2 separate regions of the Homo sapiens genome follow, and region 1 is linked to region 2. A link is an interaction called in ENCODE POLR2A ChIA-PET data of the cell type or tissue named here. Cell type or tissue: GM12878. All regions are shown on one strand. Each heading gives the region's core, and the rest is flanking DNA. Links, peaks and the distances in the headings are about the cores only. Region 1 holds the start of LOC107985439 (a long non-coding RNA gene). Region 2 has its middle 55 kb from the start of LINC00494.

The links. Peaks named below come from ENCODE experiments on the same cell type or tissue, not always from the same donor. Only the 100,000 strongest peaks of a DNase experiment are listed, where the experiment ranks them.
Region 1: POLR2A ChIA-PET joins it to region 2 with 14 read pairs; 3 of 35 experiments call an interaction of 5 or more read pairs at or near these places.

The regions. Positions count from the first base shown.
Region 1 is chr20:48,478,220-48,488,534 of GRCh38, forward strand. LOC107985439 (a long non-coding RNA gene) reads right to left here and starts at 4,746. Exons shown (of 2, transcript XR_001754657.1): 1 at 4,645-4,746; 2 at 1-1,056. RefSeq lists an enhancer at 4,428-4,497. In GM12878, for the core only: no CTCF peak of the experiment used is centred there; a DNase peak (open chromatin) is centred at 4,760.
Region 2 is chr20:48,410,103-48,420,417 of GRCh38, forward strand. No RefSeq gene overlaps it. Among named protein-coding and RNA genes, the nearest start is that of LINC00494, 55 kb to the left of the region's middle. In GM12878, for the core only: no CTCF peak of the experiment used is centred there; a DNase peak (open chromatin) is centred at 6,089.

The DNA.
Region 1 (10,315 bases), core at 2,556-6,555, 67 kb after region 2:
ATCTCCCACCCACAGCCAAGCCACTGGCCACCCCACTGCTGCCCTGTGTCACCCTGTTTTGATGGAGAGCTCACCAGGCTCTCCCAGCTGCTCTCCTCTTGGAGCAGGGAGTGTTGGAAGTGGGGGGCTGATCTGCATATGAACGTGGCTCTTAACCAGGTGAGGGGCTTGAAGTCCTCTGGGGCTAATGACTGTTCCATGAATAATGGTCCCTCTTAAAATGTAATTAAACATTTATCAGATGTATTTCTACAGAAACATCCATCTTAAGGGGGGACCGGATTTCCTACCATTCATATCAGTCTCCTGAAATGAGGCAGAGGCACTCCCGGCTCCCCCTCCCCTCCCCGGCCTCAGTTCCCTGGGCCGGATGTCCTGCTGGGGCCTGTGGTGCAGTTTCGGCTGGTTCACCCCATGCAGAGCTTGATGGGGTTGGGTTGGTTTTAATCAGAATGGTAAATTGCAAATGATACAGGGCCTGGGCTCTGTTGGGATACTTGTGTTGACCAAGTCCCTTGTGAATTAAATCATTTAATACTGGAAATGGAAAAGGCCCCCTCATTTTCCTTCTGAATGAGCTGTGAAATAGGCTCTGAGAACGGCCTCCAGAGTGAAGTGGTTGTCAGGGCTTGGCACCAAGATCTGATGAGGGGTCAGAAGACAGGGCACCAGCAGGACAGGGTACTTGGGGAGGCCTATCATGATGCGCAGTAGACGCATCCTGTGTCGGCAGCACCCCAAACTCGGGAGGCTGGCCGGGGTGCAGCTAACATACCTGGGATGTGTGCACTGACTGCATGCCACCTGAGGCACCCTCGGAGCATCTGAGAACCAAAGAATCACTCCTCAGCTTCCCAACCAGGGGACAAGTTTGGGCTCTGGCATGGGACAGCTCTTGTCTGCACTCCGAATCTCTGACCTTTCTCAATGCAGTGCTGGGGTTGACTTGGCAGATGAGGCTGCTGGGACTCAAATCACCTCACTGGCTTGAAGTCGTATTTAATCTGCTCCCAAGAAGGTGGAGCCAAGGACTAGCTGGTCCCAGCCATGAATTCTCTGAAAATTAGAAGAATAACAAAGCATATCAAATAGGATTAACACAAACACTTTTCAACACAGTGCCTGTGAGGCAACAGAAACATGAGCACAGGATGCCCATCAGTGGGGGGCCACCAGGGCCCAATGTCTCCAAAAGCAACTTGCTGGATGTATCAAGAGCTTAAATTTAAAAAGCACTTAATCCCTGATGCAGTTATCACACACATAAGATATTATCTTAAGGAGCTGTTTATAAATGCAAACCAAGATTATGTAGTAATATGATCATTGCCACATAAACTGCAACAGCAAAAGTTGGAAGCAGTACAAATGTCCAGCAACATAGGAATGGAGAAGAGTGCACGGGTTTTCCAGACAGGGAAATATTGAAGGATGATTTGATCATATGCTTGCCTGAAATTTTCAATAGTGTGGAAAGTGCTCGTGATTTCATGTGAAGTGAAAAAAATGGATACAAAAACGTGGATTTTACACTTTTATCACACACACACCCATATTCAGAGGAAATAGTTAAATAAGAGACAGAGCAAGGTACCAACAGTAGTAACATGTCAGTGGTAACATTATAGATGGTTTTCATTTTCTTTTTCATAGTTGTTGGTATGTTTCAAAAATGATCAGGTCTTTGAAAATCAGAAGGAAAATCAGAAGCAAGAGCACCAATTGCTACCAGGTGAAAACCACAATATTCTCTAGCAATTTCTGCAAACTATAGGATCCTTCATAAAATATACAGGTCCTTTAATAATTGATATGTTCAATTTTTCAATAAAAATTCTGATGTAAAATAAGGAAAGAAACATTCAAAGTATTCATTTTGATCTTGTACTCATGTTTGAGAAAGATACAGAGCAGTCAAATTACTTTGGAAAGTGTAAAAATTGGTGGTTTCATTTTAAATTGCTACCTCTAACACCTTCATGTGACTTCAGTAACCTATCTGCTCCCTGACAACCTTAAAGTGCTTAATTACCACAAATTTCTGAAATAAATCTATCATTTGAATAACCTTTGTGAAAATCAGTATTGAGTGCTTTTACATGATTTGATCACAGCAATAGAAACAGTCCCATTTGTCTCTGCACATGCAAATGACTTATTAACATTCAAGTGATGAGTTCACTTTACTGAGATTCCCAAGATATGCATAATCCCCAAACATTACTACCCTCCCTAAAGTCCTTTAATATCATCCCTTTGCTCTAGGACGCCCTGATTCCTCACCAGCTTACATTCCCAGCAGCATCTGGCCGTCTTGCCCTCTCTGCTACCCCTGGCCTTATCACAGTTCCTCAAACTGAACAGGCTCAGCCCAACCCAGCACCTTGGCACTTGCTGTGCTTCGCAGAGCTCCCATCCAGTTCTTGCCCCACTCAGCTCCACCCTGTGGGATGTTCCTTAGTTCCAAGAAGGCACGGCATCCTCCTCACCCCCAGTCCTTTGCACACGCTGTTCCCTTTGCTAAAACATTCTTCCCCTCCCACCACCTGCAGTTACCTGGCTAATTCCTGCTTCCCTTTGATAGACTTTCCCTCCATTCTCAAACCCTATGCCCCAAGCTCCTGTCCCCGACCCAGGATCAAACTCTATAATCCCCCAAATGTTTCCTTTGCAGCATTTTGCACATTCAGTTACTGGATGGTATTTTCATTGAGTCTTTGAATAGTTGGCTTCCCGTCTGGTCTGGAAACTCCATGAGGGCAGAGAATGAAAGTCATGCACTCACCCCAGCAGGTTGCCTGTTAACAAAGATTAATTGAATGACTGGTAGATTTGCACAGCATTTAGGCTTTTGTGCCCTGTGCTGGAATCATTCTGTGCTTGTATATTAAGCCACTTTACCTGAGTGGAATTTCCTTTGTCATACTACCTGCAGGTTTAGTGAAATGACAGTCCCTGTGGAGGACAGAGAAGCCTCCAGCTGCCTCCCTATGCTGGGATGGGAATGGGGGAACAAGACTAGATGGATCCATGAAGGAATGAAACACACCACACAAGAGCACCAGTATCTGTTCACCTGCTACACATCAGTCATTAATGGCATCCAAAAGGAAAAGACCCTTTCTCCTGTATGACATCCATCCCTGTACCTGTCCCAGCCCTGGAACCACCAGAAGGAACAGCGGAGAAGGGGACCCCAAGCCTTAGTTAGAAGTGAGTAGGGGGAGAGGAAAAGCTTGGAATTAAATGTGAGATTAAAATTTAGATTTGGACCAGCCTAGGCTTTTACTACCTGGATGAGAGTGAGAATGATTGATGAGCTTGTTCTTATAAATAGAAGTGGGCCAGGTGTGGTGGGTCACGCCTGTAATCCCAGCACTTTGGGAGGCTGAGGCAGGCGGATCACAAGGTCAGGAGATCGAGACCATCCTGGCTAACACAGTGAAACCCCGTCTCTACTAAAAAAAATACAAAAAAAATTAGCCGGGCATGGTGGCGGGTGCCTGTAGTCCCAGCTACTCGGGAGGCTGAGGCAGGAGAATGGCATAAACCCAGGAGGTGGAGCTTGCAGTGAGCCGAGATCGCGCCACTGCACTCCAGCCTGGGCGACAGAGCGAGACTCTGTCACGAAAAAAAAAAAAAAAAAAAAAAAAGTGAACAAAAGCCCAAGGGATCTTCCCAAAATGTCATCCAGAAGCAGGGGCCTGAGACCTAATAATAGGGCAAGGATTAGGATGAGGCAAGGGAGACACTCACCCCAGGCATAAAATCTAAATGGGTACCAAAAAATTCAATAATCATCATAAATAACATCATAACACAGTACTTTTTAAAACTCAAACTTCATGCAAAAAAACCGATTAACAAAATATTAAAAATTTAAAGACAGGATCCTTTGTGAGGAAGGAGGAGGAGGAGGAAGAAGAAAGACGGAGGAAGAGGAGGAGGAGCAGGGGGAAGGAGGAGGAGGGGGATGAGGAGGAAAGGAGACAGGATTCAAGGCAGCACTTGCACAATTTGGCCTCACTTGCTCACCCTAACCCAGCCCTGCCTCACAGAAGCTACTGGAAGGCAGCTGCTGGAGAAAAGTGAAGCCGTTTCCCACTTGTATTTAGTTCAGACCTTCCGTAAACCAGCTACAGGAGAGACAGTGATGACCCACCTGTGCCAAACAGGGCTGAAATCTACCATCAGGACCACGATAACCGGGTCTGTGTTGCCCGTTCCCAGCTGCGCTCAGACACTTTGACTTAAAGCCTCAGGCCAGGGTTGCTTCTCTCATTGACATTGAGAACTTGTTAAGAGAAGTAAGTCTCAGTTATAGGAAGTCAGATCTTCCCAAGGGATGCAATCAAGGAGTTTATTTATTTAAAATGCAGCTCCGTGTAGGGGTAGGAAAGGGAATGATTCTTTTTTTTTTTTTTTTTTTTGAGACAGAGTCTCGCTCTGTCACCCAGGCTGGAGTGCAGTGGTGTGAGCTCCGCTCACTGCAAGCTCCGCCTCCCAGGTTCACGCCATTCTCCTGCCTCAGCCTCCCGAGTAGCTGGGACTACAGGCACCTGCCACCACGCCCGGCTAGTAGAGACGGGGTTTCACTGTGTTAGCCAGGATGGTCTCAACCTCCTGACCTCGTGATCCACCCACCTTGGTCTCCCAAAGTGAGCTACCGCGCCCGGCCAGGAAGGGAAATTATTCTTATTCTTGTTTTCATCTTGATTCATTTTCTCTGTTGTGTCATCTCTGGCCATGAGCCTGTCACTTCTGTAATAAAAGAGCAGCAGTCAATAGGGTTCTATTTGGAGGGGAAAGTACAGGCTGCCCATCAACATGCTCAGGTTTCTCCCAGATCAGCCCCAAGGAGCAAGAACGGCCAGCTTACAAGGACAGGTCTGTATTCTGTGGATGGGCCAGAAAGAGGGTATGCAGCGAGGGAATGGTAATAACGTAGGAGAAAATGGCCAGGGTCACAGCCTGGTTTGTCCCCTTCTCACTGGGGGCCTGCAGAAGGCTGGTCCAAGCCAGCGACATCCGTGCATAGGGGTCAAAATGGACTGGGACCCTTCATTTGCTTCCTGGTGTCTTGAGATAGCCTCCCACCCACCAGCCCCACTGTGGGTCCCTGCACTGGCTTCACCAAGAAGAAACTGGGAGGCTGAGGGGCTGACCTGCGGGGAGATCTTTTACTCAGTCCCTGTGGACCTGTTGAATGTTTAACTTATCCTTAAAAAACATGCCTGCCTCTTTGCATGTCTAACTGTCATAAGGAACATGTGCTACTTTGCTAAAGAAGGAAAACATCACTCCAGACCACCTGTGCATTTAGTAAACAACAATTCGCAGCCCAGAGCAGTGGGTTTGCTGCTGCTGCAGAAAACAAAAGCTCAAAACCCAGGTGGAGCCTTCAAAGGCCACCTGGCTCCAAATTCACCCTCGGAATTCACTAACTGGTGTGTCTGGAGCTGTTTCTTTTTTGGTGTCTGGTGTCAGGAAAGAGAAGACACAGGGACACCAGTTGGCGGCTTAATCACATCAGACCCAAACCTCAGTTCTGTGTGTCCCATCTAGACGCCACTGGGGCTGAATGAACCACGAGCTGCTGCCCTGAGCAGGGAGTCGAATCCATCCTTGATCAGATGGCTGAAGTCGCGCACACCCTCTAGGGCCCTGCATGGGGGTGGGGAATCACCCGTTGGTTTTATCTCACAGCAGGGATGACCCCTCACTGGGCACCCCAGCTCAGACCTCAAGGGAAACAGGCCTGAGGAAAGATGGGTGGAAGGATGGGGCCCCTGGTGGGAGGACTCACAGGGTAAGAGACCCCACCCACTTAGGCAATTCACACTCGGGGTCTTTGGGGCCCTCGAAGGAAACCGTTGGTTCACAGTGAACACAGACAGGTCCAGCTATTCAGGATCACAATTATCTGCAGCAGGGACAACCACCCACTGCCAAAAGATGAATTCAGTAAGGCAGAAACTTTAGCTCATGATGAATTTCTTACTGAAAATGATTTCTATAATCATGTTTTATTTACCTGTATTTAAAGATTAAAGTTTCAATATGGCACCTTAATTCCTTAACAAAGAGAAAGAATGCATATCTTGTGGTAACGGGGACCAGCAGCTCCATGAATCAAAGCTTTCTGTGGCTCGATCTAGTTCAGGGTATGAGTGATACATTTAATGTGCCAGCAAAAGCCTCTGGTAAACAGGGAGCAGCGTTACAGCCAGCAGAGCCCAAGGGCTTGCCGGAGCTGATGGAGATTTAAGGGAGCAGGTTCGAGCTCCTCCTGAGGCAGAATGAGCGGAAGGCTCTCTCCGTCTCCTGAGTGTCAGGCTGGACTCAAAAGGGAGAGAAAATTGTTTAAATGAAACAAAACACTGTCATTGCAATGTGACATTCTCTTCCCTTTTTTTTCCTTTTTTTTTTTTTTTTTTGGACACAGGTTCTTGTTCTGTCACCCACCCAGGCTGGATTACAGGGGCATGATCTTGACTCACTGCAGCCTCAACCTTCCAGGCTCAGATGATCCTCCTGCCTCCTCAGTAGCTGGGACCACAGGCATGTGCCACCACATCTGGCTTTTTTTTTTTTTTAAGACATGAAGTCTCGCCACATTGCCCAGGCTGGTGGATTACAGGTGTCAGCCACCACACCTGGCTCCCTTCCCTATCTCACCTGACAGTGTCTCTACATCCCCATCTCTTACCACTCTCCCAATTTCTTAGATACTCTGTCCCCATCTCTGATCCTCCTGATCTCTGGCCTTTGCACTTGCTGTTCCTTCCACCTAGTGTGCTGTTCCCTCAAATCACCCATGGCAGCCCCTTCTTATCCTTCAGGACTCAGCCCACATGTCACCTCCTCAGAGAGGCCTTCCCAGACCACCCAAAATGAGACAGTAGCTCCACCCCCATGACTCTTTATCCCATCTCCCAATCTGTGTCCTTTATTGTATCTTTCACAGTCTGAATGATGTTTATGTGTTGACCTGCATGCTGTCCATCCTCATAGACTGGAACTTCCTGAGAGTGTCATGAGATCAGATGGCTCTTACGGCTCTTACTCACCGCTGTGTCCCAGACACCAGCACAGCAGCCTGTGTTTAAAGATGGTCTGTCAATATTTGTTAAGTGACTGGACAGATACGGAAGTGGACAGTTACACTGACAGTTTTTACAGGGGGACGTGTTGCTTTGTCTTCGACTTGTTCCATTGTTCTCGTATATAACGTGGGCCTGACCAGAAGGAGGTGCTGCTTGGACATGACAAAAAACTTTCACACAATCTGTTGGACAATAAACCACATAAGTACCCCTTCTCTATCCATTATTCTACACCTTTGTGGATACATCAATAGATTTCATGTGGGCTCAGGAATTTTGAAATATATATTTTAACAAATTGCTCATATAGACAGGGATCCTAAAATATAGACAGACATATAGATAGTCACCTGAGCCCTGCACACTCTACGCATGACTTTGCAATCCATCCTTTGAGGAAGTCTGCAGCAAAGACGGCCCTTCAGAGCTGTGATGAATCGAGTCAAGGGGCTGGACCTTTAGACCCCTGTGTTTACTACTAGTCTTTGGAGATGGAGGGACCCCAGGAAGGGTGACTGGGCAAAGCAGCTCCTGTCAGCCAGGGGCATTTTCTGGGGAGGGTCTCAGCTGTGAGCTCTCAGCAGGCAACCCCCTGGGCAGTGGGGCATGCATGCCTGCTCCTGAAAGGGGATGTGGGGGACACATCCCAGCATCTGCTCCAAGCCATGAATCTTTCTCACCAAGGCCATTGTGCAAAAGCTTCCTGACAGGCCTCCCTTCTTCCACTCTTGCTTTCCCTATTTTCCACACAGCAGCCAGAGGAAGCCTGTGAAACCCAGGTCAGGTCCTGTGCTTCCTCTGCTCAGAACTCTCCATGGTTTCCACATACTCAGAGTAAAACCCCGAGCTTCATGATAACCATGAGGCCCGCAGCTTCTGCCCCCAAGGCTTCTCTGACCTCACCTCCCGCTGCTCCTCTCCTCACTCGGCCGCAGCTGTGGCTCCCTCCCTGATTTTCCTGGAACATGCCAGCACACCTGTTGCTGGCTTTGTACTCACTATTCTTTTGCCTGGAAGGCTCCACCCTTGTCATCCTGGCCCACAGCCTCAGCTCCTCCGGTCTTTGCTCAAATGGTGGCTTCTCAGCGGGGTCTTCCCTGACCATCCTACTGAAAATCAACAACCACCCCCCATAGGGGGTTGAACAAGGGCCCCCCATACATGTCTACATTCAAACCCCTGGGACCTGTGTATATGTCCATTGCAAAGAGGTTTTGCTGATGTAATTAAGTAAAGGATCTTGAGATAGAAAGATGACTCTAGATGACCTGGCTGGGCCCAGTGTAATCACAGGGGTCCTTATAAGAGGGAGGCAGGAGAGTCTGAGTCAGAGGAGCTATAGTGACAGGGCAGAGACTGGAATCATGTGCTTGAATATGGAGGAAGGGGCCGCGAGCCCAGGAATACAAGGGGCTTAAAGGAAAACACAGGCCAGACCAGCACTTTGGGAGGCAGAGGCAGGTGGATCACTTGAGGTCAGGAGTTCGAGACCAGCCAGGCCAACATGGTGAAATACCATCTCTACTAACACAAAAAAAATTAGCCGGACATGGTGCACACACATGTAGTCCCAGCTACTTGGGAAGTTGAGGCAGAAGAATATCTTGAACCCAGGAGGCAGAGGCTGCAGTGAGCCAAGATTGGACCACTGCACTGCAGCCTGGGCAATAGAGTGAGATTCTGCCTCTAAAAAAAAGAAAGAGACAAAGAAAGATGGCAGGGCGGGGTGTTGGGGAGAGAGAGAGAGAGAGAGAAAAGAAGGAAGGAAGGAAGGAAGGAAGGACAGGAGGAAGGGAAAGGAAAGGAGAGGAGAGGAGAAAGAAGGAAAGAAAGAAAGAAAGAAAGAAAGAAAGAAAGAAAGAAAGAAAGAAAGAAAGAAAGAAAGAAAGAAAGAAAGAAAGAGAAAAAAGAAAGAAAGAAAGAAAGAAATAGAAAGAAAGAAAATACAGACACTGAAAACGCAAAGAATCCTGCCCTCAGCGCTTCTAGCAGGAGCCAGCCCTACTGACGCCTTGACTTAGCCCAGTAAAACCGACGGCAGACTCCTGACCTCCAGAGCTAGGACAGAGTCCATCTGTGCTGTTTGAAGCTATCAAGTTGGTGGTGATTTGTCACAGCAACCACAGGAAGCTAACACACCCTCCCACATACCTGGAGCTTCCTATCCCCAAGCCTGCTGAATGTCTCCCTGTAGCATGGATTAGCAGCTGACATGTGTACCTTTCACTGATTTGTTTCTCCTTCTCCACTTACTGAATGTCTGCTTCATAAAAGCAGGAATTTTGTTTGTTGCAAGATCCCCTGCACCTAGCACAGTGCCTGGCAGATAGCAAGTGCTCAGCAAACATCCTCTGCAATGCTGTACCTGAGTCCTGAGGAGGGAGGAGGAGCAGATACTGGGATGAGCCAGGGGACAGAGCTCCCGGCAGAGGCAGAAGCAAGGGTAGAGTCTGAGTCACAACCAATCCCATCCTTCTAGATGGCTGCTGTAGGACCCATGGATAAACTTCCTCCTAGCCCTGCCTCCACAGAGAAGTCCCTTCAACTGAAGCCATGGAAGCTGGAAACTCACTTAAGAGCCCCTACAGTGAGAGATTAAGAGCATAGGCCCTGAAGCCAGGCTGCCTAGGTTCAAATCTCAGCTCTGCCACTCAGTAGCTGAGTGACTCTGGGCTAGTTAATTAACCTCTCTGTGCTAATTTCCACATCTACAGAATAAGGATAATGATAGTGCCCATCTCATAGGGCTATTGTGAGGATTGAAATAGCTAATGCATTTAGCACAGTGCCTGACACACAGTACACATGATCTGCTCTTCCTATTTGGGTGGAAAAGTCCAGCAAGTTGCAAAGATTGCTAAAAAGCAATGAGAGTATACCAAGGTGTCTAAACTGACAAGCAAAGGGTATGATTAAAAGACAAGCCAGGTTGGCAGCAGAACATCAGCTTTCTTTGTGCCTGGGCCATAGACAAGGAATTGAAAGGTAGCCTGGCAACGATTCGAGAAAAATTAATCACCCCTGCTGCCTTCCTGCCCCTGCCCATCCCATTTAACCTGCACTCTCCCGCCCCCTGCCCTATCCCTAAAGGGATCCTGGAGCCTCCTGTTGCACAGGCCGGGCTGTGACATTCACAACACACCCCAGCTGGGCCCAGCGAGTTGTTTTCCAGCCCCATCTGCCCAGACACAGCCCCGTGAAGAGAGGGC
Region 2 (10,315 bases), core at 3,614-7,613:
CTTTTAGAGTAAAATCCAGTCTCCTTACTGTGGCCACAAAGCCATGCATGATGGGCTCCTTGCTGCTTCTGAAACATGCTAAGTTCTTTCTAGTCTCAAGGCTTCTGCACATACTTTTTTCTGCCTGGGACACTTAGCCCAGATGGCTGCTTCTCACCCTCCAGGTCGCAGCTCAAGTGTCACCTCCTCTGAGAAGCTTTTCACAACCGCCCTGTCCAAAGGAGGTGTGTATCTCCATCACTCTCTATCCCCACTCTGATTTATTTTCTTCAAAGCACTCACTGCAATCTGAAATCATCTTATTCACTGTGTGCTTGTCTCTTGCTGTCTCCCTACTAGAACAGAAGCTGCATGAAGACAGGGGTCTCATCTGCCTTGGACATCACTGAATCCTATGCACGGAGCACAATGCCTGGAACGGGAGGAGCTCAATGGTTACTGGTTGAATTAATACACTGAGGAAATGGATCAGCTGTAGACAACCTTACTTTGTTCTCTCATATCTCTTTCCCACCTGCTGGCCCTGCCTTTCCATTTAAATCCAGAGCCAAGCACACATTCCTTACTATATATTTTTTTGTACTGATTAAAATGTTTCATAAACTTTTACCACATATGGATCAGGGCTTTTAGTTGCTAATGGAACCTACTCCAGCCAGTTCAATTAGGAAGGGGGTTTATTTATGAAATCCTATTGGGTAGCTTGGGCTCATGCCTACCAAAGAATTAGACTTGCAGGCCACACAGCCAGGAAACATGGCCCCCAAATTACACACCCCCCAATCATAACTGGTCCCCTGATGTCTCTGGTGCCTTCACCCAGCACACACATCCCAGCCCATGCTGCCAATAGCACAGGTATGAGACACTGAAGATGTATCCAGAATCCTGCAACTGCCCCCTGAGGGACTAACTGTAGCTCCTTCCATAGAAATCACCCATCAGTGGTTGGCAAAAAGGAAGAACAAATGTCCACTAAACTCTTTAGGCAAATGATCACAGAGAGCCATTGTGTCCTCCTAGCCACTGCGCTCATCACACCAGAGGGCTGTTCTGAACCATCCCCAGTTACCCCAGTTACCTTCTGTTTGAGTCAAGGTTCTCTAAAGAAACAGGAACACTAGGGTCTGTGTGTGTGGAGGGAGACAGAGAAGAGACGGGGAGGGAGGGAGAGAGAGAGAGAGAAAGAAAGAGAGAGAGAGAGAGATTTATTGTAAGGAGTTAGCTCACATGATTATGGAGGCTGATAAATCCCAACATCTGTCGGGTGAGTTGCAAGCTGGAGACATAGGAGAGCCAATAGTCTTCTAGTCCAAAAGCCAGCAGGCTCATGACCAAAGAAAAGACAATGTCTCAGTTCTAGTCCAAAAGCAGGAAACAGCTGAGTTCCAGTTCACAGGCAGTCAGGCTGGAGGAGTTCCCTCTCACTCAGAGAGAGTCATCTTTTTGTTCTATTCAGGCCTTTAACTGATTGCATGCGGCCCACCCTCCTGAGACAGGCAACTGGCTTCACTCAGCCTAATGATTTAAATGTTAACCTCACCAAAAACACCCTCATAGCATCACTCAGAATAATGGTTAAGCAAAATATCTGGGCACTTTATGGTCCGGTCAAGTTGACACATAAAATTAACCACTGTCTCTTCTAGGGCTGGTGCAACTGACAGTGATAAAAAAAAAAAAAAAAAAAAAGCCCTCCAGGCCTCTGAGCTTTGAACCTGTTTCCCTTAAAGCAATGAGGAGATGATTGAACTAGTGTTGGAGGAGTCACACTTGGAATCTAAGTGGCAGTGCCTCAAAAAGGGTTATAGGCTCAACCTCAGAGCCTTGATGATCCAGATCCCACCCGTGATGGGGAATGGGCAGAGAATGGCTCCCTTAATACTGCAAGTGAGGTAGGAGATCAGCAGGACTTGTTTTCCAAGCACAGATCATGATCCTGCTGATCGAAGCAGGATGCAGTAAAGCAACTGGCCAAAACCAGCAGATGGTGGCAAAAGCGATCTCTAGTTGCCCTCACTGCTCAATAGCATAAAGACACTCCCACCTCCTACCAGCGCCAGGACAGTTTACGAATGCCATGGAAACTATCCAGAAGTTACCTTATATGGTTCTGGGAACCGTCTGCCCCTTTTCCAGAAAATTCTAAATAACCCACCCCTTAATTAGCATATAATTAAAAGTGGTATAAATACAGCTAGCCCTGGTCTTCAGGGACTGCTGCTCTGGGCTGCTCTGCCTATGGAGCAGTCCTTCTGCTGCACACTGCTGCTCTAATAAACCTGCTTTCTTTCACTCCTGGCTCACTCTTGAGTTCTTTCCTCCACAACACCAGGAACCCTCCCAGGCTGAGCCCCAGTTTTGGCATTAACCTGCACCACAAGAAACAAAGGTGTCCCTCCCTCCCTCCCTTTCTTCCTTCCCTCCTTCCTTCTTTCTTTTTTCTTAGGGTGTTCTAGAAGGGCAGAAATCCATCTTCCCTCCCTCCCTTCCTCCCTCCCTTTCTTCCTTTCCTACTTCCTTCCCTCCCTTCCTCCTTTCCTGCCTTCTTTCTTTTCCTCCTTTCCTCCCTCCCTTCCTCCTTTCCTCCTTCCTTCCTTCTTTCTTTCTTCTTAAGGTGTTACAGAAGGGCAAAGTCCATCTTCTGTTCCTTCCTTCCTTCCTTCCTTCTGTCTTTCTTCTTAAGGTGTTACAGAAGGGCAAAGTCCATCTTCTGTTCCTTCCTTCCTTCCTGTTTTCTTTTTTCTTCCTTCCACACACATTTAGAGACCATCTTCTAAATGTGAAGGAATGTCCTAGAAGCAGCAGTGAAAAAACAGACACAGTCCCGCCATCATGGGCATCCTGAGACTGTCCACCTGAGAGCTTTCTCTTACCCTGTGGCCAGAAATGCTGACAGTTGATGGCCCTGGGACAAGCCCTCGGCTAACGGGGCAAAGAAATTGGAGGATAAACATTCAGCTGGTAGAGGACTAAGCTCCAGTTGCCCACAGTGGCAACACCCTGTCTCACTTCCCCACTCCCCTGTTGGTATTTCCTGGGACCACCTCCCACATAAACTATTATATTAGGTTGGTGCAAAAGTAATCACGGTTTTTGCATAATGGCAATTATTTTTGCACCTACCTAATACTTGCACTAAAATCCTTGTCTTGGGATCTGCTTCTGGGAAACCAAAGCCAGGTGGAAAGCAATTGGGAACATGGGATAACTTGATAGAGAGTGGGCAGGGGTGAGCAAGGAGCTGTCAGAGAGGGCAGTCCAGGAGGCCTCCCTGAGGAGGCAACCTAGGAATAGGAGCTGCCGGGTGAAGATGCAGGGGAAGGGTGTCCCAAGCTGAGGAAATGGCAAGGCCCCAAATCAGAAACGAGCTTAGCATACTGGCCCATACGCCTCTAGGATGAATCTAAATGGGACAAGCACTAATAGTATTAATAAGAATAGGAATAGCAGCTAATGCATGCATAGCACCAACTGCAGGCCAGGCACTGCTCTAGGGACTTGATGCACATCCTCCCAGCAGCCTCAGGAGACAAGTGTGATCATTGTCCTCATTTTCTGGGCGAGGAAACCAAAGCACAGGGAGATGACGCACTTGGCCCAAAGTCACCCAGCTAGTGGTGGGGCCAAGATGTTACCCCCTCCGCTGATGATGGCAGTGGCAGGTGGGGGAGGTAGGGCTCATAATGTATTCACCCCTGATGCCTACTGTGCCCTGCACAGAGCTGCACATGGACACACTGCAGAACCATGAGCAGTAATAACAGGGGCATTCATCCAGCACTAACCCTGTTCCAGGCTCCCTTCTAAGAGTTTTAAATGGACCAATTCATCTAATTCTCACATCAACCCTATGAGGTGAGGGCTGATTGTCACCATGTGACAGAGGAAGAAACTGAGGCACCTAGAGGTTAAGTCATTTGCCTGAGGTTGTGGGCCGGTGAGTGGCTGAGCCAGAATTCAAATCCAGGTTATTTGACGCCAGAGCCCTATTCATAAATGCTGTAAGCATGCACACACTTGTTGGTGCGCACATACACACATGCACATGCATGCACACATAAGATATGGGAATTTAACCCCAGAGAGAGAAGAATTTTTCTACTGGTCACATTGTTTGTAAGACACAGTACCAGGATTTGATCACAGTCAGCTGATTGCGGAGGCTCCATTGGAAGGGAAGAAAGCAGATGATCAAATTTTGAAATTACAGAGTTCAGGATTTCATGCTACCCTAGTCCCTACTTGCATGTGATTATAAACCAAAGAGCTGAAATTCACTCACAATTAGTAAGAACACCCTCACGGGTCTCACTGACGATGCTCTGCACAGCCTGGAGGTCAGCACTCCTCCCGCAGTGGTGTTTGCCTGCTGCAGGCTCCTCATCTGTGAAACGGAGTGGACAGGGTCAGCCCTCTGCAATGGCTGTTTGGAGCACGACATAACCTGTGTAAAGTGCTTAGAGCCATGCTTGGCACACAGTAAGTGCTCAATAAATGTTTGCTGATATAACAAATGCCCCATGCATAAGTAGTTTACTCCCTAACTCCCCAGCACGAGACAGACCCTGTGTGCCCTCCATAAATAAAAGCTATGGCTGAAATCATTGTTTCTAAGCCTCATTTTTCCCAGTGCCCAAAGGAACAGTTGCACGTCAACCAGAAAATCCTCCCAGCCTTTGTTTTGCTGTGCTGACCCATAGAATCCAAGGTCACATGATTTTTTCTTTCTTTTGTTTGCTGTTTCTTTTCTGTATGGACCAACAACAACAAAAAGATAACAACTGTACCTGGGTTTTGTGTTTTAATAATTTTAATAATGCACAGGAAATTGGATGGCTTAGGGACTCTGCGTCAAATGAGTGAGTCATCCTTGTCAACAGACCAAGTGGAAGCATGAGACTCAAGGGCAGGAAAGAGAAGGGCCCAGGGGATGGAAATTGAATAGTGTGATGGGCTTTAACAATCTAAATTAAATTAAAACTTGTCAGTGCTTTCTTCATATCACAAGTTTCCAGTTAGAGAAAGAATGGGCCCCTCCAAACAGTGAGTTGAAAAGGATGAATTTCATTCTCTGCATCCCCAAGACCAACGAGATGGGCCCTGCCTGTCTCTTCCACGACAACTCCACTCTTCTCTCATTCTCGGCCACACTGGCGCTGCTGTTCCCCAAGCATACCCGCATGGCTGTCCCCACCTCCCAGACTTGAACTTGCTGTTCCTCTGCTGGGACCTTTGCATGTCTGCCTCATCCCCCACATTCAGGGCTTAGCCCTTACAGCAGTCAGAGGGGCTCTCTGCCCCCACTCTGTATCTAAGGGGCCCACCCTGTTGTCCCCACCCTCCACTAGTCCATGGCCCTGTTACATTTTCCTCATAGCCCTCATCACTACTCTATTTTGGATGCATTCTCAATGTGCACTCCAGGAGGGCAAGGATCTCATCTTTCCTGCTTGCCTCTCTCTCCCAAACACCTAGAACATACCAGGCACATAGCATAGGTACTGCATACATCCTTGTTTGGTGAATGAACAAATGGATGAATGAACATCTTGGTCACTATCTCTCCAGAGCCAAATAAACCTTTGTAACTGAGTCATTTGCCTAGAACTGCTGAGTGCTCTTCCTTGAGGCCCATATGAACCCCCATCTTGCTGGTTACTTGACCTGATTGGCAACAGCAACACCCCACAGCAATGGGCACTGTCCATTCTCCACCCCACATCCTGGCAGCCCTGGGCCTGCCAGTGTGAAGGCACAGGAGGCAGCCATGGGAACGCGCCACGGAAGTGAAAAACTTTTCCCAGCACCATTTCTGTGGCCTAGAAAGGCCCTAATGATATTTTCTACTTTTCTTTGCTGAATAAATTGGGCAGCAAATTTCATGCACATGTGCTCAGTGATCACCTATTGATGCCTTGAACACAGATGTTTGATTCTGGCTTTTTTGGAGCCGTTGCTAGACTGAGAGTTCCATGAGGGCGAGGGTCGTGTTGCATGCATCTTCATGTCTCCCTTTCATGAGGCAGGAGCTCAGATGACATCTCAGGTGTGACGTCATGTGATGTCATGTGTGTTCTGTGAGAGGGACATGAAAAGCCAACAGAGTCATCTAGAAAGTTTGGTCACTCTGGGGATTTCCCAATCAGAGCAATCACTTTTTCTTAAGCAGCAGATCTCTGGTCTTACTTTTTTGTTGTTATACAATATTCATTTCTTTTTTTTTTTTTTTTTAAGAGACACAGTCTTGCTTTCAACCAGGCTGGATGGAGTACAGTGGTATGATCGTGGCTCACTGCAGCCTCAACCTCATGGGCTCAAGATCTCCTCCCACCTCAGTCTCCTGAGTAGCTGGTACTACAGGCACAGGCTAACACACCTGGCTAATTTTTAAACTTTTTGTAGAGATAAAGTTTCACTATGCTACCCAGCCTGGTCTTGAACTCCTAGCCTCAAGTGATCCTCCCACCTCAGCCTCCCAAAGTGCTGGGATTACAGACATGAGCTGCTAGGCCCAGCTTGTTAGGAAATAGTTCAAGCCTACAGAAAAATATAAAGAAGAATGTAATGAATATCTGTGATCCCATCGAACCAGCTCAGTGAAAGCTTATCATGCTATATTTGCTTCAGATTTTTTTTTCAAAATAAAACACATGGAATGATTAATGTCCCTGGTGCCCCTTCTACCGTCCCTTCTCCCACCGCCCACAGGTCCACACTTGGTGCTCCTTGTTCCTCTCCAGGGCTTTATGCTTTGCCACACATATGTGCCTGTAAACATTACACTGTCCAGTTGATGTGTTTAAACCATACATGAATGGCTTGTCACTTTCAACAGCTTGCTTTCTTATTTAAACTTAACTCCCATAACACACTCACTGGATGTATATGGAATAACCAAATAAAAGCAGACAAGCTGTATCATGACAGGACGTGACAAGTAGGAGGGAGGGTAATGAAGTGGGGTACAAGGATGCAGGGGAGACGGGGGAGTGCTCAGGGAAGTGCTATTTGAGAAGGAGACATTTGAGCAGAGATCTGGATGCAGTGAGGGTGTAAATCTGGCAAAAGGCGACCAACCCGTCCCAGCTTTCTGGTGACTTTCCCAACACTGAAAGTCTCAGGTCCCAAAAAGCTCCTCAGTCTCAGGTGAACCGGAGTACCCAGGGAAAGAATGTCAAGAGTAAGAAACATGGAGTGGAAGGGACTTGTGGTGGAGCGAGTTTGGCCTGTTAGAAGAAGGGCCCCCGAGGCTGAGTGGGGCAAGGAGGGTGGGCAGGGAAGCAGAGGCAGATTTAGTCCACTAGGGAGTGTGGGCAGGTACATGCACAGTGTATGGGAGCTGACGTGTGGGTTAGATGCCACTGTGAATTCAAATTTTACTCCCTGAGATGATTATTTTCCTAATTTAAAGAAATTATCATATAGGAAAGTTGACATTTTTGGTACAGATTTCTGTGGATTTTTTTTTTTTTTTTTGAGCCTTTGTCTTTTTCTGTCACCCAGGCTGGAATGCAGTGGCACAATCTTGGCTCACTGCAACCTCCGCCTCCTGAGCTCAAGCGATCTTCCCGCCTCAGCCTCCTGAGTAGCTGGAATTACAGGTGCCCGCCACCATGCCTGGCTAATTTTTGTATTTTTAGTAGAGGCGGGGTTTCACCACGTTGGCCAGGCTGATCTCAAACTCCCGACTTCAAGTGACCTACCCGCCTCAGCCTCCCAAACTGCCGGGATTACAGATGGGAGCCACTGCACCCAGCTGATTTCTAAGGATTTTTGACCCATGTAGAAATTCATATAACCACCACCACCATCAGGATCCAAAAGAGTTTCAACCCCCCAACAATTGTCCGGTGCCATCCCTATAGTGAACCCCTGGAAACTGCTGATCTGTCTCCATCACTATAACTTGGTTTTTCTGAGGATGCCAAATAAATAGGATCATAAAGTACATAATTTTGGGACACTGGCTCTGCCCCTCAGCATAATGCCTTTGAGACACAGGCCCATGGCTGCAATGTGGTAATGGTTCCTTCCTTTCCACAGCTGAGCGTCATTCTGGAGTATGGGCATCCCAGTTTATTTATCCATTCACTCGTTGTTGGAGAACATTAGGGCTGTTTCAAGCTTCTAGATTTTTGTGTCTTCTGGTTATTTTTGAGAATTTCACAGCAATTACACTCTATATCTGGTAATGAGTTTCAGAAAAGTGCTTTAGATGGAAGTTCTGCTCTGTATTAGGAATATGTCCTTCACTGATTAGCATATAAGGATTTTAGGGAGGAGATTCTCTCCCCTTCCCCATCTCCTGATGGCAGACCCCGAATTTCTCAGGATGTTCACTTAAAACAGCATATTTCTAAGCCTTGTTTCTAGCTCTACTACGTGAGTGAGGTAATAGTTTCTGCCCTTTCCTTTTAAATGAGCCATAACTATTTTTTAAAATAATACATTTCTCATATATGTCTTCTTTTGAAAAGTGTCTGTTCATGTCTTTTGCCCACTTTTTAATGTTTTTTTTAATTGTAACAAAGATATGGAATCAATCTAAATGCCCATCAGTGATTGACTGGATAAAGAAAACGTGGTACATACACACTGCAAATACTATGCAGTCATAAAAAAATAAATAAATAATAAGATCATGTCCTTTGCAGGGACATGGATGGAGCTGGAGGCCATTATCCTTAGCAAAGTAACACAGGAACAGAAAACCAAATACCACATGTTCTCACTTATAAGTGGGAGCCTAAAGATGAAAGCACATGGACACGTAGTGAGGAACAATACACACTGGTGCCTTTCAGAGGGTGGAGGGTGGGAGGAAGGAGAGGATCAGGAAAAATAACTAATGGGTACTAGGCAGAATACCTGGGTGATGAAATAATCTGGACAACAAACCCCCATGACACAAGTTTACCTATGTAACGAACCTGCACTTGTAGCTCTGAACTTAACAAACAAACAAACAAACAAAAATACGTTTTATTATGTAAGTAACCTTAAAATGAGAAAAAAAATCCAAAGATCAAAGACTGGTTCCTTCCATTCCAAGTAGCCTGACAAGAATATCTAGGAACCAGGAAACCCTAGCTTCCCCCGCAGTCCAGATGGAAGGAATTGGGCTTACAAAAGACCCCACAGGGTCTCACTGCTAAGACTGTGGTCTGTTCTGTTTATGAGCTTATTCTGTCAAGGCCTGTTGGGTTTGGTTTTGTTTAAGGTTTAACAGGATTTCAGACTTAGTGGTGGTCTCTTTGGATTTTCTCCTTCTTTTTCCTTTTGATGCTTAAACATACCCCCACGACACCAAAGAAACAACCATGGCTGAAAAGACTAGAATTACACAGGATGTAATTCCCTTTCACATAAACGCTGAAGAGTGTCACCCCTGGAGCTGTGACTTTGCTGCAAGGAGCCGAAAAATGAGGATTTGTTTAAATAAAGACACAGAGTAGGCTACATGTAAGTAGAGTGTGGACTTAAGGACCCCTCCTTGGGGTTGAGGCTTCAAATCCTAAGCTCCCAAAGGGGACCATTTGAAAAACAAGAATAATTTCTGTTTGGCCAAGTACTGCACTACATAGCTGCATTTGAGAGAAGAGGACTGAGTCTTTTTAGGTTTGCGAATTCCAGTTTTTCCTTTTTTTTTTTTTTTTTTTTTTTTTTAGACAAGGTCTTGTTCTGTCTTGCAGGCAGTGGTGGCTCACTGCAGCCTTGACTTCCTGGGCTCAAGTGATCCTCCAGCCTCAGCTTTCCATGTAGCTGGGACTACAGGCATGCGCCACTATACCTGGTTAATTTTTTTTATGGTTTTTTTTTTTAGTAAAGATGGAATCTTGCTATATTGTTCAGGCTGGTCTTGAACTCCTGGGCTCAAGTGATCCTTCCACCTCAGCCTCCCAAATTGTTGGGATTACAGGCCTGAGCCACCACGCCCAGCCCTTCAGTGTAGTGATCTATGGTGGACATCATACCCTTCTGGGGGCATTTTGGATATTGTGGGGATGGTTTTGGTTGTGTTTTGATTGGGGACACTGACATTTATTCAATTATTCAATAGGAGTCCAGGGACACTAGAATTCTGCCACATTCAGGACACTCAGACACAACAAAGTCCCATGACTTATCCATATCCCTTAGAATAATTCATGAGCCTAGAAACTCACTCCATTTTACACAGAACTCTAGGTATTGATGGCAGCTTTCAAAGGACATTGAACATAGAGTTTGTAGTCTCTGCCCACAGACACCACTGTTCCTTTTTCCCTAACTGCCTGTGCAGAGTGCTGCTGAGCCGTGTGGCTTCCTGCTC